Regions from separate parts of the Homo sapiens genome. Here region 1 is linked to region 2. Evidence: chromatin contacts called from ENCODE Hi-C or POLR2A ChIA-PET data. All regions are on one chromosome and are shown on one strand. Each heading gives the region's core, a stretch centred on a gene start or an enhancer-like site at or near the end of the contact. The rest is flanking DNA. Distances are from core to core; before and after follow the strand shown. Region 1 holds the start of MEDAG (mesenteric estrogen dependent adipogenesis). Region 2 has its middle 13 kb from the start of LINC01058.

Region 1 (6,381 bases), core at 1,115-3,614, 500 kb after region 2:
CTTTCAAATCTCAATCATTGACCTTGTCTTTCCAAAACGCCAGACCCAACTAACTCCTTGCCTCCTGGACTTTTCTACCTTGATGTTCCATAAGTAGCTCAAAATCAGTATGTCCCCCCTGAACTCATCACTATCTCTCCTCAAACTCCTACTCTTCCTCCTGTGAACCCTAGCTTCGTTAATGGTGTCACCATCTCTCTGGGTACCCAAGCAAGAGACTAAGTGGGTCTCTCTGCTCTTTTTCATTTATTTACTCATAAGATCCTTCCTGCTGACTCTGACTCAAAAATGTTGAAACCTCATCTCCATTCCCACAGCTGCTTCTGTTCAGACCCCCATCATATGTTATCTGGATTATTACATCAATCTCCTAACTGGTTTCTCTGCCTCTGATCTTCCTGTTTCAAAACATCTTCTTTGGTCATAACCAAAGGTGTCTATCTGAACTGAGGCATAATTATATCACTTCCTTTCTTTAAAACATCCCAAGGCTCCTCATTGTCTTAAGAATCCAAATTCCTGACAACTCAGAGGGTCTGTCACAATCTGGCTCCAACAGCCCTTTCTGGTCTCATCTCATATAAAACTGACCCCTCTTATCCCAAATAGGATGGTCTGCCCTAGCTGTTTAAAAATTTCCCCCCTCCCCCAGATGGAACCATAGCATCTCTCTTTGCATAGAATGGTACAGAATCTTCTCTCCCATCTCCTTATTGCTGCTGCTCCTTCCCCTGGGAGCCTCCCCTGTGTATTGGAAGTCTAGCCATGTGTCACCTCCTTTGAGCACCCTTCTTGGGGCAGAACCACTTATTTCTCATAGTGCTTAGTCCATACATCTATGGTAGCACTTATTGGATCCTTGTGTGTGTGTGTGTGTGACCTCAGAGCTTAAGATGGTCCCTGGTGCATAGTGATGACTCTGTCAATGTTTGGGACAAGAGTGAAGTTCTAAATAGGGCACAATGGATTTAACTGCTGGCACCAAATCCCTCCCCTGTGAAAACAGCCCCAGCCTCTGAGTCCTGTCTACAGTCTCAGCCCACCCCAGACCCATTCTCTTTGCAGGGATCCTCAAACCTCCCTTTGCAAGAAGATCTTCTGGATGCTTTTTTCACAGGTAGAGCATCCTTCCTGCGCCACAAAAGGTTGAGTGGGTAGTGATCAATTCATGCTCAGTGAATTAGATTTGTTCAGAGAGGCCCAGAGATGGGGTAATGATCCCATGGGTAAAAGATCCATGTCTGGAGAAAGGATAGGTGTGCACCTAGAAGAAGAGAAGAGAGTGGGGCTCATTTATATTCTGAGATTTAAATGAGATGTGGCGGGAGGACTCTTCATCCCATCTGATTAAACCTACACAAGAGTTCATGTGGGGGCACACAAAGACTAACTAAGGATATTCTCTACGTTCTACTCAACTTTTGGGATGTAGCTTAGAATCCTAAAACACAGTACTACAGAAAGCCTCGAAACTAGGCTAGATTCTCCTCCCATCCCATCCAGGCTTCTCCGCAGCAGAAATAGGTGTTTAATTAAATGGAATAATATAGTTCTCCTTTCATACCTCAGGAGATCAATGAGCCCATAGCTAGCACTCACATATTTATAGACTGAAGAAATGAACATATTCTGGGGCTCAAGGAGATCACCACCTACTGGGGAGGCAGGGGAGAAGGGAGGATGCTAGGACCCTGCTATCCCCACTACACGGCACATTGCAGTCTAGGGTTCACCGTGCAGTAGAAAGGAGAAGCAAAGCGATGAAACCCTCGTGGGATTCGTGAAGGCTTTATGGAAAAGCGATGTGATGATCAGTGGGATTTCTAGGGGGAAGGGATCCAGGGCCAGCAACCAGCTGAAGGAAAGGCTGAAAGGAGGGAAATGCAGGGTACGATCTGGATGGAGTTAAAATGGCAGAAAACTGAGGCTGAGTGAGAGGTCTGGTACTGAGGTGGGGATCGGAGTTCCAGCACTGGCCTTTGACAGCCTCTGGGTCCCAGGTGGAATGGGTAGGGCCAGAGCCCTTGCCTTCTTCTCCAATCAACACCAGGGGTGTGGTGTCTTAGGCAAGGATGGGTGCTGTGCGCCCTGCCGCCCACCATAGGCAGGGCCTGGGAACCCGGGGAGGACTCTCCCCACCTCCAGCCTCCGGCAGTGTCCGCCAGGCAGGGCGGGGGCCAGCGCTGGTGTTGAGTAGTGGACCCCAGGGGGATGACTAAGCCTTGCCTGCGAGCAGACTCGAGCATGCCAAGTTATGAGACGATGATAACTCTGCCCCGAGCCTCTGGGGTCGTGGCCGTGGGCCGGCAGGGGCGAGGCGGGCGTCCAGAGGGCGGATAAAAGGGGCCGCGCTGCGCCGGGGCCGCTTTCTCCGCGCGGTGCCTGCAGGGCTCCCAGCGAGTGGCAGCTTGGGAGGGGCCGCCCGGGCGGTCAGACTGGCACCTGAGCGGCCACCGCGTCCCGGCCAGGCGGGCAGACCGACCCCCTCCTCACCTCGCGCGCGGCTGACGCAGGCAGGGCGCCCGGCCCCTCCTGGGGACCATCAGGTGCCGGCTGGGGGCTGTAGGCACCGGACGGAAGCAGGCGGTGTGAGGACCGACGACGCGGGCATGGCGGGGGCGGCCTGCGAGCCGGTGGCCAGGCCGAGCCTGACCTCCATCTCGTCTGGGGAGCTTCGCAGCCTGTGGACCTGCGACTGCGAGCTGGCCCTGCTGCCGCTGGCTCAGCTGCTGCGCCTGCAGCCCGGTGCCTTCCAGCTGAGCGGCGACCAGCTCGTGGTGGCCAGGCCCGGGGAGCCGGCGGCGGCGCGGGGGGGCTTCAACGTCTTCGGTGACGGCCTCGTGCGCCTCGACGGGCAGCTCTACCGCCTCAGCAGCTACATCAAGAGGTGGGTGGCCTCGCCGTGCGCCCTGGCCCGTCGCCTGGTACCCGCAGACGCCTCCACCCGGCTGCGGTCTCTGGGAGCCTGGGCTGTCCTCGCTGCCTGCGACACCGCGTGGCCCCTTGCTCCGTGCGCTTCTAGACTTTCCTTCTGCTTCTATCACCCGGAGCCTGCACGCTCGCCCTGGTTCTTCTGCCTCTTGCACTGACATTTTGCAGCTGCTGCTTGAAGCCGCCCAGAAGGGCATCAGGACTGGGGGCGAGGGGGAGGGCAGGGGCCCCCCAGCCAGAGCTCATGAGTGGCAGATGCTTCTCCCATTCTGGCTCCTTAACTGGGTCAGATGAGCTCAAATTGGGAGCACACCCTTTAGGGGCTGTCTGCAGCTCTGCAAGACTCACATCCTGGCTTTGGAGCATGGGTGGCGGTGAGGAGCAGGGGGCATGCACCATTCTGAGCACTGCCAGCCCTCTCCAGTGAGGAGACCGAGTGGAGAAGCATGCAAAAGCTCAAAGTTTCCCATCTCTGGCCTCACTTCGTGTTTCAAAAGTAAACAAATAAACCGCAGCTGAGAAGGGAACAAAGCCCCTGGAAGTCCAGCCCGGGGCCATGTGGGCTGTGGAAGGCACAGATAAGTTCTGGGGAAATAAGTGCGAAACCTGAGGGCCTTAATGGGAAGGAGGCCCCCAGGATGCTTGACTGTTGTGGCCAGAGTGCCCCCAAGCTCTTCTTGGCAGACCGGCAGGATGTGGCCCAGCCATCTGAAGCAGGCTTTGGTGCCACAGGGTAAAGGAGGGCACTTCAGGCCTGATTCCACATGGCCTCAGGCCTCCAGAGTTCACTCTTGGCAAGGGCCTGGAGTGCAAAGACCTGTTATATTTGTGCTGAGAGAGCCAAGTGCCTGAAGAGGCAAGCATGGTCTAGAGTTTGACTCAGAAATGAATAAGATAGCCAGCTTTTGAGACACAGCGCCTTTGCTACTGGGAAAGACAGCGTGCTGTGGCACCCTGTGGGTAGGAGGGAGCCAAGAGAGGGAAGCAAACAAAATGAGATATTGAACGTGCAGTCTTCAAAACTCTTGGAGAAAAAACCTTGCTTTTCCAAAGATAGTGAGGGCTCTGAATGCCTGAAGAACCATTCCCCAGCAAGAATTTCTCCCTTTCTTAGTGAAATGAAAATTCCAATTCCAAACCATAAGCGGAGGACTGTGGGAGGAACTGAGTCAGATGTGTGCAGATTTAAAAAGAAGATACCCATTGTATTTGAGAGCAGGGTATGAAAAATAAAAATGTCCAGAATGAACGAAGCCGTAAGTTAGGGTTTTGACAGAACCAGTTCTCCTAATTGTAGCAAACAGTGCTGCAGAATCTGAAATGATTTTGAAGTCTGTCATCTAACTTTTGCTTTGAACACCTCCTACACAAAAGAAAATTAAACAACAGTGATTCCCCTGACAGCTTTGAATCTAGAATAAACAACTGGGCCACAGTGACCAGGTAACACAGACCAGGGTGCAAATACAAAACAACAAATAATAGGCTATCATTGTATAAGCAATACTGTGAGGGCTTCTTTTGTACCTGGGAAATAGCAAGGAGCCTCTGAAAATAATTTGGGTGATGGAAGGAGCTATCTATTGTCCTCAGGCAGGGAAGGAGGCTTTTATAACTGAGTGTGCAGTCCTGAAGGATGGCCAGGAGGGAATGTGGTCTAAATGGAGACAGCCTTCCAGGCAGAGGGGGAGGACTGGACTGTGGGCAGCAGTGAGAGGTTCTGCCCTCGGGAATCAGGAGGTGGGAGGTATGCCGAAGCCAGAACTCAGATATCTAAAGCTTCGTTCCTCTGAGCTGCCAAATTTGCCAGTTGTTTTTGGCTTTAGAGATAGCATAAAACCTCCCTCCCTCCCCTCCCTCCCTCCCCACTTCCTTCCCTCTCTCCCTCCCTCCCTCCCTTCCTTCCTTCCTTCTTTTTGAAAAATAAGCTCTGGCCAGTTTTATTAAAGATTTGCATGATTTATTTTCACCAGTCTGTTCTGGCATGCTTCCAAAGATCTCAGGGCTGGGTGCAGTGCCTCATGCCTGTAATCCCAGCACTTTGGGAGGCTGAGGTGGGCGGATTGCTTGAGTCCAGGACTTCGAGGCCAGCTTGGGCAACATAGTGAGACCTCCTGTCTACAAAAATTAGCTGGGCATAGTGACATGCACCTGTGGTCCCAGCTGCTCAGGAGGCCGAGGTGGGAGGTGGATGGCTTGAATCTTGGAGGTGGAGCTTGCAGTGAGCCGAGATGGTGCCACTGCACTCCAGCCTAGGCAACACAGTGAGACCCTGTCTCAAAAAAAAAAAAAAAAAAAAAAAATCTCAGCATTCCCTGGATCAGTGACACCAGGGTGCACTTGCTATGGTATTTTCCACATGCTGTGCCCAATTTAATGTTATTACTGCTGGAGTGGTAGATGGCAGTTTTGAGAGTATGCACCTTAGTTCTGTATTTCAGATTTCCTCGAGGCCAGGCAGTTGGTGGGGATGACCGGTTTCACTTTGCCTTGTCTATCATCTTCAGAGCCGGATTGCCCCAGCTTGTATTTTTGACCCTTAATGGGTTGGAGCCTAGAGTGGATGGACTCCAGTGACTTTTCGTCTTCTTTGCGGCCACCATATTCTGGCCTTGGATGTGGGATGGCCTCTAACCAAAAGCAGCCACCAAGATGGCCAGGGATCCCAAAAGGCAAAATGGTTCTTAATCATTTTGGACCATAGAACTTTTGAGAATTCTACGTAGATTCCCCAGAAATGTAAATATATACCCAATTTTTGCTGACCATCCAGGATGTTCATGAGATACTTGGACCCAGGTTAAGAATCCTTGCTCTATTAATTAATTAGTTCTTTTTAACTCAACAAATATTTTTGGCATATGGGATAAGCCCCTGGTGTAATTAGAATTTCTTTCTGGGACCTCATAAGTATGTACTGTGGCTTTCATGAGGCCCTTTTCCAAGGAACCCCGAAAGGCTAAGAGCCACCGACCTTGACTTTCAGGTTATTCACTCGCTAAGAGAGCAACAGGATGATTTTAGCAGCCCTACTTAGGTTCATTTTCTAATACTTTAACATTTTTTCTAAGTACATACCTACTAAGTAACCTAAAGAAATCCAGCATAGTGGGAAGGTTTAGTGATGACCACCAGCTCTAAAGCTCCTTCAAAAACCTACTTTAAAAATATTTGTCCTATTTTGTAGGATTTATGGCAAGATCTTTATTTTTATTATTTTCTTTCAAGATCAGGATTTTCGCCCATGTTGTAAACACAATGTGCTCAGGACACGAGATGTGGGTAATGGTCATTCAGGGAGCCATTCATTCAATACTTAAAAGTCAAAATTACCATTAACTACGACACACACACAAACACACACACACACACACACACACATGTTTTTTCCTATAAAGCAGCCTCTTGGTGAAATATAATGGCAAACGTTTGGCAAAGAAGACCTGGAGT
Region 2 (6,082 bases), core at 1,470-3,969:
TGAAGGTCAGGAATCTGATTTTGACCTTAGCACTAATGGGAATCCTGTGGGAATCCTGAGAGTGGCTGAATAAGTGCTGTAATATCACTAATAATTAATAATGATGATAATGTCCCAGGTTTCTTATTTTAGTGCTTTTTAGCCCCCGAAGGCTTCAAATCACTTTGCAGACCAATTGTTTCACCCACTGTTGACCTGTAACCGACTCAGCCATGGAATATTGCCCTGTTGTCAAGAACACAGCCACATTTAGCTTGTTTAAGCATGAACTGAAGAAAGATACCCACTGAAAATTAAAGTGTAAATTTTAGGTAGGCAGGTTATAATTATCCACTTGAAATCAAGCCAAGAAATGGAGCTTAAAACCCTTTCTTTTGTGAAAAGCACCCAGGCAACTTTCTGGACTGTATACAGACATCGGCTTTTCATCTCCTCTAACTCAGGGTTTCTCATTCTCAGGACTGTTGGCATCTTGGGCTGAATGATTTTCCACTGTGCTGGTGGAGGGGGCTGTCCTGTGCATGGTAGGATGTTTACAGCATCCCTGGCCCCTACCCACTAGATGCCAGTAACACACACACATACACTCTCTCCCAGTGTGACAACTGAAAATGTCTCCTGACATTGCCAAATGTCTCCTGGGCGGGGCGGGGGGCAAAGTCACCGCCAGTCAAGAACTGCTGTTCTAATTCCATATGTTTTCAAAGCTGGGGTATAGGTATTAGAAGCAGCTGCCTCACCAAACCTTTTATTTCTCCAAGTTGCTTGAAAGATTCCTGGTGAAAGAGGGACATTTATCTGCCTACAGCCTTGGGCAGTCAGAGAAACTATGGTTTAGGGCTGAAATTAGCTCCTCCTTCACAAAAAAAAAAAAAAGAAAAGAAAAGAAAAGAAAAAAGCGATAACACAATTCCAGACTATCAAACACCACCAATCCTCCAAAAGTCTCTCTTCCTGACATATAACTTCCCACAAGTGGCTGCTTGAGGTTGTAACAGAATAGCACTGTGACAGCTTCAGGATCCCTGATGCCCACCTCTCAGACTTCACGGGGTCAGAGTTCCTCGCCCTTCTGGAATCTACAGCCTCTGTCAAACAGCAGATAGGTGGCTTGGATTGAAATGCCTAGAGACACCGTGATCATTCCAGCTACCACCAAATCTGACCATGATCTGTCACCAGCAGCTTCTTACTCACCCCCATTACACCCACAAACCCTCCAGGAACCTCAGCTCCAGAAGCTACCCTCACCGCCTGGCCCAGGCTGGTGCCTCCGGACACCTTCCACACCCAAGGGAGGTGGCTTGTGAACATTTTCCACCACAGCCCATTATAAGAAACATATTCTACATCACGAGCCCCCTGTCGTTCACGCATACAAAAACACATTTTTATTTTGAACTAATTTTAGACTTGCAGAAAAGTTGCAACAATAGTCCAAGAAATTTTTATATATCCCTCATCCAGCTTCCCCTACTATTAACAACTTGTGTAACCATAGTACAATTGTCATATTCAGGAAATCAACATCGGCATGATACTATCAACCAAACTGAAGACACCAGCTTTCCACTGATACCCCTTTTCAGTTCCAGGGTCCTATTCAGGACCCTGCATTGCATTCAGCTGCCTGTCTCTTTAGTCTCCTGTAGTCTGTGACTTTTTCCTCAGTCTTTCCTTGACTTTCATGACCTTGACAGTTTTGAAGAGGTGTTTTGTCGAGTGTCCCCCAATTTTGGTTTGTATGATGTTTTTTCATGATTGGACTGAGGTTATGCATTTTTTTTATTAAGAACGTCACAGAGATGATATTGTGCACCCGCCCCCCGCAATATATATCTTAAACAGAAGTTTCTGGAAACTACCTTTGCTATGTGAGATACACTCTGGCATTTTCTTTTTTTGTTGTTTTTATTTTTTTTTTTTTAGATAGGGTCTCACTCTGTCACCCAGGATGGAGTGCAGTGGTGCACTCTTGGCTCACTGCAACCTCCACCTCCCGGGTTCAAGTGATTCTCCTACCTCAGCCTCCTGAGTAGCTGGGACTATAGGCAGAAGCCACCATATCCAGCTAATTTTTGTAATTTTAGTAGAGACAGGGTTTTGCCATGTTGCCCAGGCTGGTCTCGAACTCTTGACCTCAAGCAATCTGCCCACCTCAGCCTCCCAAAGTGCTGGGATTACAGGCGTGAGCCGCCACACCAGGCCATATATATTATATATTATATATATATATATATAATATATATATAAAATATATATATATATATTACAGAAGGCCAGGCGCGGTGGCTCACGCCTGTAATCCCAGCACTTTGGGAGTCCGAGGCGGGTGGATCACGAGGTGGATCACGGGTGGCCAGAGAACAAGCTGGCCAGCCTAAGGGAACATAAAAGAAATCGAATGAGGCTTTGCTCTCTCTATTTTAGTGACCGCTGACTGCGGAGCAACGCTCTTGTGTTCTGCGGGCCCAGCAGCTCCGGGAACGGTCAGCGTCGGGGGCCAGCCTGGCGGGACATTTGGGGTCCCCCATACGTGGACCTATGCCTGTTGTAAGATGTTTGGAAGAGCGTCGAAAGATGAGATCATGTTGTGTCCTTGGAAGCTGAATGAAGAACCGGCTTGCAAAGGAGAAGCGCGTGCAGTCCCGGCGCGGCCCGCTCTGCTCAGTTCTCCAGGGCGGGCCTTGGCCTGGACTGCGTGTCGGGAGGACTCGCGGGCCCCGCATTGCCGCATGCCACCGGCAGGTGTCTCTTTCCTGGCTTGGGAACCTATTGTGAGTTCACCAAATGGAGGCGCGAGGAGGAGGGGGCGGGCAGGGGAGGGGCGCCGAGAGCCGGAGCGGGCACCGCCCCCTGCCTGCCCGCTCCCCGAGCGCACCGCGGCCCAGCCACGAGGCTGCCGGTCCTCACCTTTGAAACGCCGGCAGCTGCGCGCGCTGCGGCAGGCGCGGAGAGGAGCCACCTCGTCACGTGGGGAGGAAATGCCTTGCCGGCCTCCAAACCTACTGGCTCTTGTTTCTGGGGTTTTATGGCCAGGAGAGTGGGCTCAGCTCTCAAACCCAAGATCAAAGGACAGTGCAGGACCCATCACCCTGGGAAGTTTTCTCCCTTTCCCGTCTTTCTCCTTCTCACCTTCTCAGAAAGCGTAGCGAAAGGGGCCTGCCACCCTACTGGCTTTTCCTTTTAGGGAAATTCCATTTCCTAACGTGTCCTGTTTTGAAAGAGGCCAATTTATTGGGTAATGACGGCAGCCTGCTAGGCAGAAGTCAGGCCAGGAGCAGTCGCTTTTATTATTTTATTCAACGAATGCCTACTGATCATCTCCCGGGTGCCAGGCGCTGTCGTGGGGGTTCAGTAGTGACCAAGGACTCAGACCCTGCCTTGGCTACCCACATCACCGAAGAAATGAGTTATCAGGCGACAAGGTGACTCCTGGGGCTCAGTACTTGAAAATCCAAGACACAAGAGCGGGAAATCCTCTCTCATACCAAGAGTGCACACTTTGCCTCTGGTTAGAACAGGGGTAATGCCAGGTTTGCATTTCTTTGGACCTTTTCACTTCATTTAATAGTAACACTTGAAAACTCTTTACTGAGCGCTTACTCTGGGACTGGGACTCTGCTAGATGCAGGGAATACCGTGGAGGACAAAATTCCTTCCTGTCCTTAAGGAGCTTGCAGCCCAGCAAGGGTAGTGAGCCTGTAAACACATAAACAAGCAGAACCTAGTGTTAGGTGTCTTGACTCCACCGATTGTAGGGCACAAAAAGAACCAGGATACAGGCCCTGCGGATAGCATTGGGGTATGGGATCAGACCCAAAGCCCCATGATGCAGAGTCACATAGGAAAGCCACTATCTGGTGCTCCTGCCCTGGGAAGAACATCAGTTGTCCTCTCTCTTGGGACGAATAGAGGCATCCCAAATCGTGATCTTGGATCTGCTGTGCCTTCACTGATCCTATTCCCCTACAAATTCATTTCCCGGGAAGTTCCTAGGAACTGGTGTCAAACATCCTCATACTTTCCTTCCTTTCTCATGAAACTGTTCTAGTATCTGGCTGATATCCCCGTGTCTACCTTTACGTAGCTCAGTTTTTGTTGGGTTTTTGTTGCTGTTGTTGTTGTTTGCTTGTTTTTAATGTGCCAACATTATGTTTGGGCTTTTTTGCTTGCTTTTTGAAATAAATTTTTACAATTCAGAATTCCAGGAAAGACTTTCTTTTCTCACTTACTAGGTTAACAGAACGCTAGCCATGTGGTTCTAACCTCTGGGGATTTTAGGCAGCGAAAATCTCATCACATAGCCAGAGAAATAATCACAAATTCCCACGACACACTTCCAGGCGGTATCACAGCTCCTGGCCTGCTTGAGATCTGTGGGAGTGAGTCAGTGCTGGAGATCTGAGCTGGAAGCTGCCTGGAGTCCTTCTGCACTGATATTTTGTCCCTTTTCCTCTAAGTCAAAAACACAAAGTCCTCTACAAACATTTTTTCATTAGTTTGTTTGTCTGTTTTGCTTTCTAAAAACACCAGACCCCTGTTCAGTTTCCTCTGAGATCTGTGTTAGTATTAAACATTTAGTGCTATTTAAAAAAAAAAAAAAAAGGGCTGGGCGTGGTGACTCACCCCTGTAATCCCAGCACTTTAGGAGGCCGAGGTGGGTGGATTGCCTGAGTTCAGGAGTTCTCGACCAGGCTGGGCAACACAGTGAAGCCCCATTTCTACTAAAACACAACAAATTAGCCAGGCATGGTGGCGCATGCCTATAGTCCCAGCTACTCGGGAGGCTGAGGCAGGAGAAGTGCTTGAACCCGGGAAGCAGAGGTTGCAGTGAGCTGAGATTGCGCCACTGGACTCCAGCCTGGGTGACAGCGAGACTCCGACTCAAAGAAAGAGAGAGGAAGGAAGGAAGGAAGGAAGGAAGGAAGGAAGGAAGGAAGGAAGGAAAGGGAGAAAGAAAACTTTGGCCTCATTGAAAAAGCATAGCAGAATCTTGTTTATTCTTTTGTCTGTCTGTCCATACCAAGGTGTGACTGACTACCTAAATTGCCCTAGTAGTTACAATGGGATAATTCATTTCCTTTCTCAGCTATTGAGTGCTAAAATCATTCTCCTTGGAACAGATGCAATGTCTTATCTAGAAAAATACCCAGAAAGCAACATTTATGACTATTTATAAGGGTGATGAGCACATTGGTTATGTAGATTTAAAAAAATGAGGTACATCCTAATCATTCTTAAGATGCCCTCACAGTGATACATACTTCTCATGAAACCAAAATCTTCCTCCTCCAAATCTCACATAGTCCAAACCGTGCTTCAGAAAATGGGCATGGTTTCTATAAATCGAATCCATGGTCACATTTAAAACACTGAAGGTGTGTTCACATAGGAAAATTACTTCAGCAGACCAAATTTTAAAAATACTTTTTAATAAGAAAGAGGTGGCCTAACCTGTGACAACCTCATAAAATTTTGGAATAGGAAACAGTCTTAAGTATCATCTCATTCAAAAACCAAACGGTATCCCTGACAAGTGGTTTTCTCAAATCCGTGGAAATACAACCAGTGGCAGGGACACCCCAAGTGACCCACCCTTTCCAACTCTTAGAAATGTTTTTTTTCCACAAAGCCTGAGATTCTCAAATCTTTTTTCCTTGAGCACTCACTCATCATTCTGTCCTGGCCATGTGGGAAAAACCTCTTCCACAAAGTAGCTCCTCCACGTGTTTGAATGCAGCTCTTAGAGGCTTTTCTTTTGTAGGTTTGCAGTACGGACTCATTTTATTCCTTAAGTCCATTAAAAATTGCTTATTGTGGCTGGGCACAGTGGCTCATGCCTGTAATCTCAGCACTTAGGGAGGCCGAGGCAGGTGGATCACTTGAGGTCAGGAGTTCAAGACCAGCCTAGCCAACATGATGAAACCCACCTCTATGAAAAATACAAAAATTAGCTGAACGTGTTGGTGCACGCCTGTAATCCCAGCTACTCGGGAGGCTGAGGCAGGAGAATCACTTGAACCCAAGAGGCAGAGGTTGCAGTGAGCCAGGGTCGCACCACTGCACTCCAGCCTGGGTG

The links. A loop is a pair of places that touch in the nucleus more often than their neighbours do. ChIA-PET counts read pairs that join two places held with the same protein, here RNA polymerase II (POLR2A). Pooled maps may share reads with other maps.
Region 1: a map of ascending aorta shows a loop between it and region 2 (2.7-fold over the local background). The contact joins the promoter of MEDAG here to the enhancer-like site in region 2. A Hi-C loop is called at or near these places in 1 of 168 maps with a recorded cell type or tissue (ascending aorta) and 2 of 50 pooled maps. POLR2A ChIA-PET finds 5 or more read pairs at or near these places in 1 of 52 experiments (activated CD4-positive, alpha-beta T cell).

Annotation. Positions count from the first base shown.
Region 1 is chr13:30,903,907-30,910,287 of GRCh38, forward strand. It overlaps MEDAG (mesenteric estrogen dependent adipogenesis), which reads left to right and starts at 2,365. Exons shown (of 5, transcript NM_032849.4): 1 at 2,365-2,887. The coding sequence starts at 2,610. The region is part of intron 2 of TEX26-AS1 (TEX26 antisense RNA 1); the gene reads right to left. RefSeq lists an enhancer at 2,966-3,467.
Region 2 is chr13:30,405,717-30,411,798 of GRCh38, forward strand. No RefSeq gene overlaps it. Among named protein-coding and RNA genes, the nearest start is that of LINC01058, 13 kb to the right of the region's middle. RefSeq lists a silencer at 2,784-2,923. Within about 2 kb of position 2,720, at least 26 of the 41 ENCODE cell types and tissues checked have a DNase peak (open chromatin) inside an H3K27ac peak, as active enhancers do; they include ascending aorta, where a contact is called at or near this core.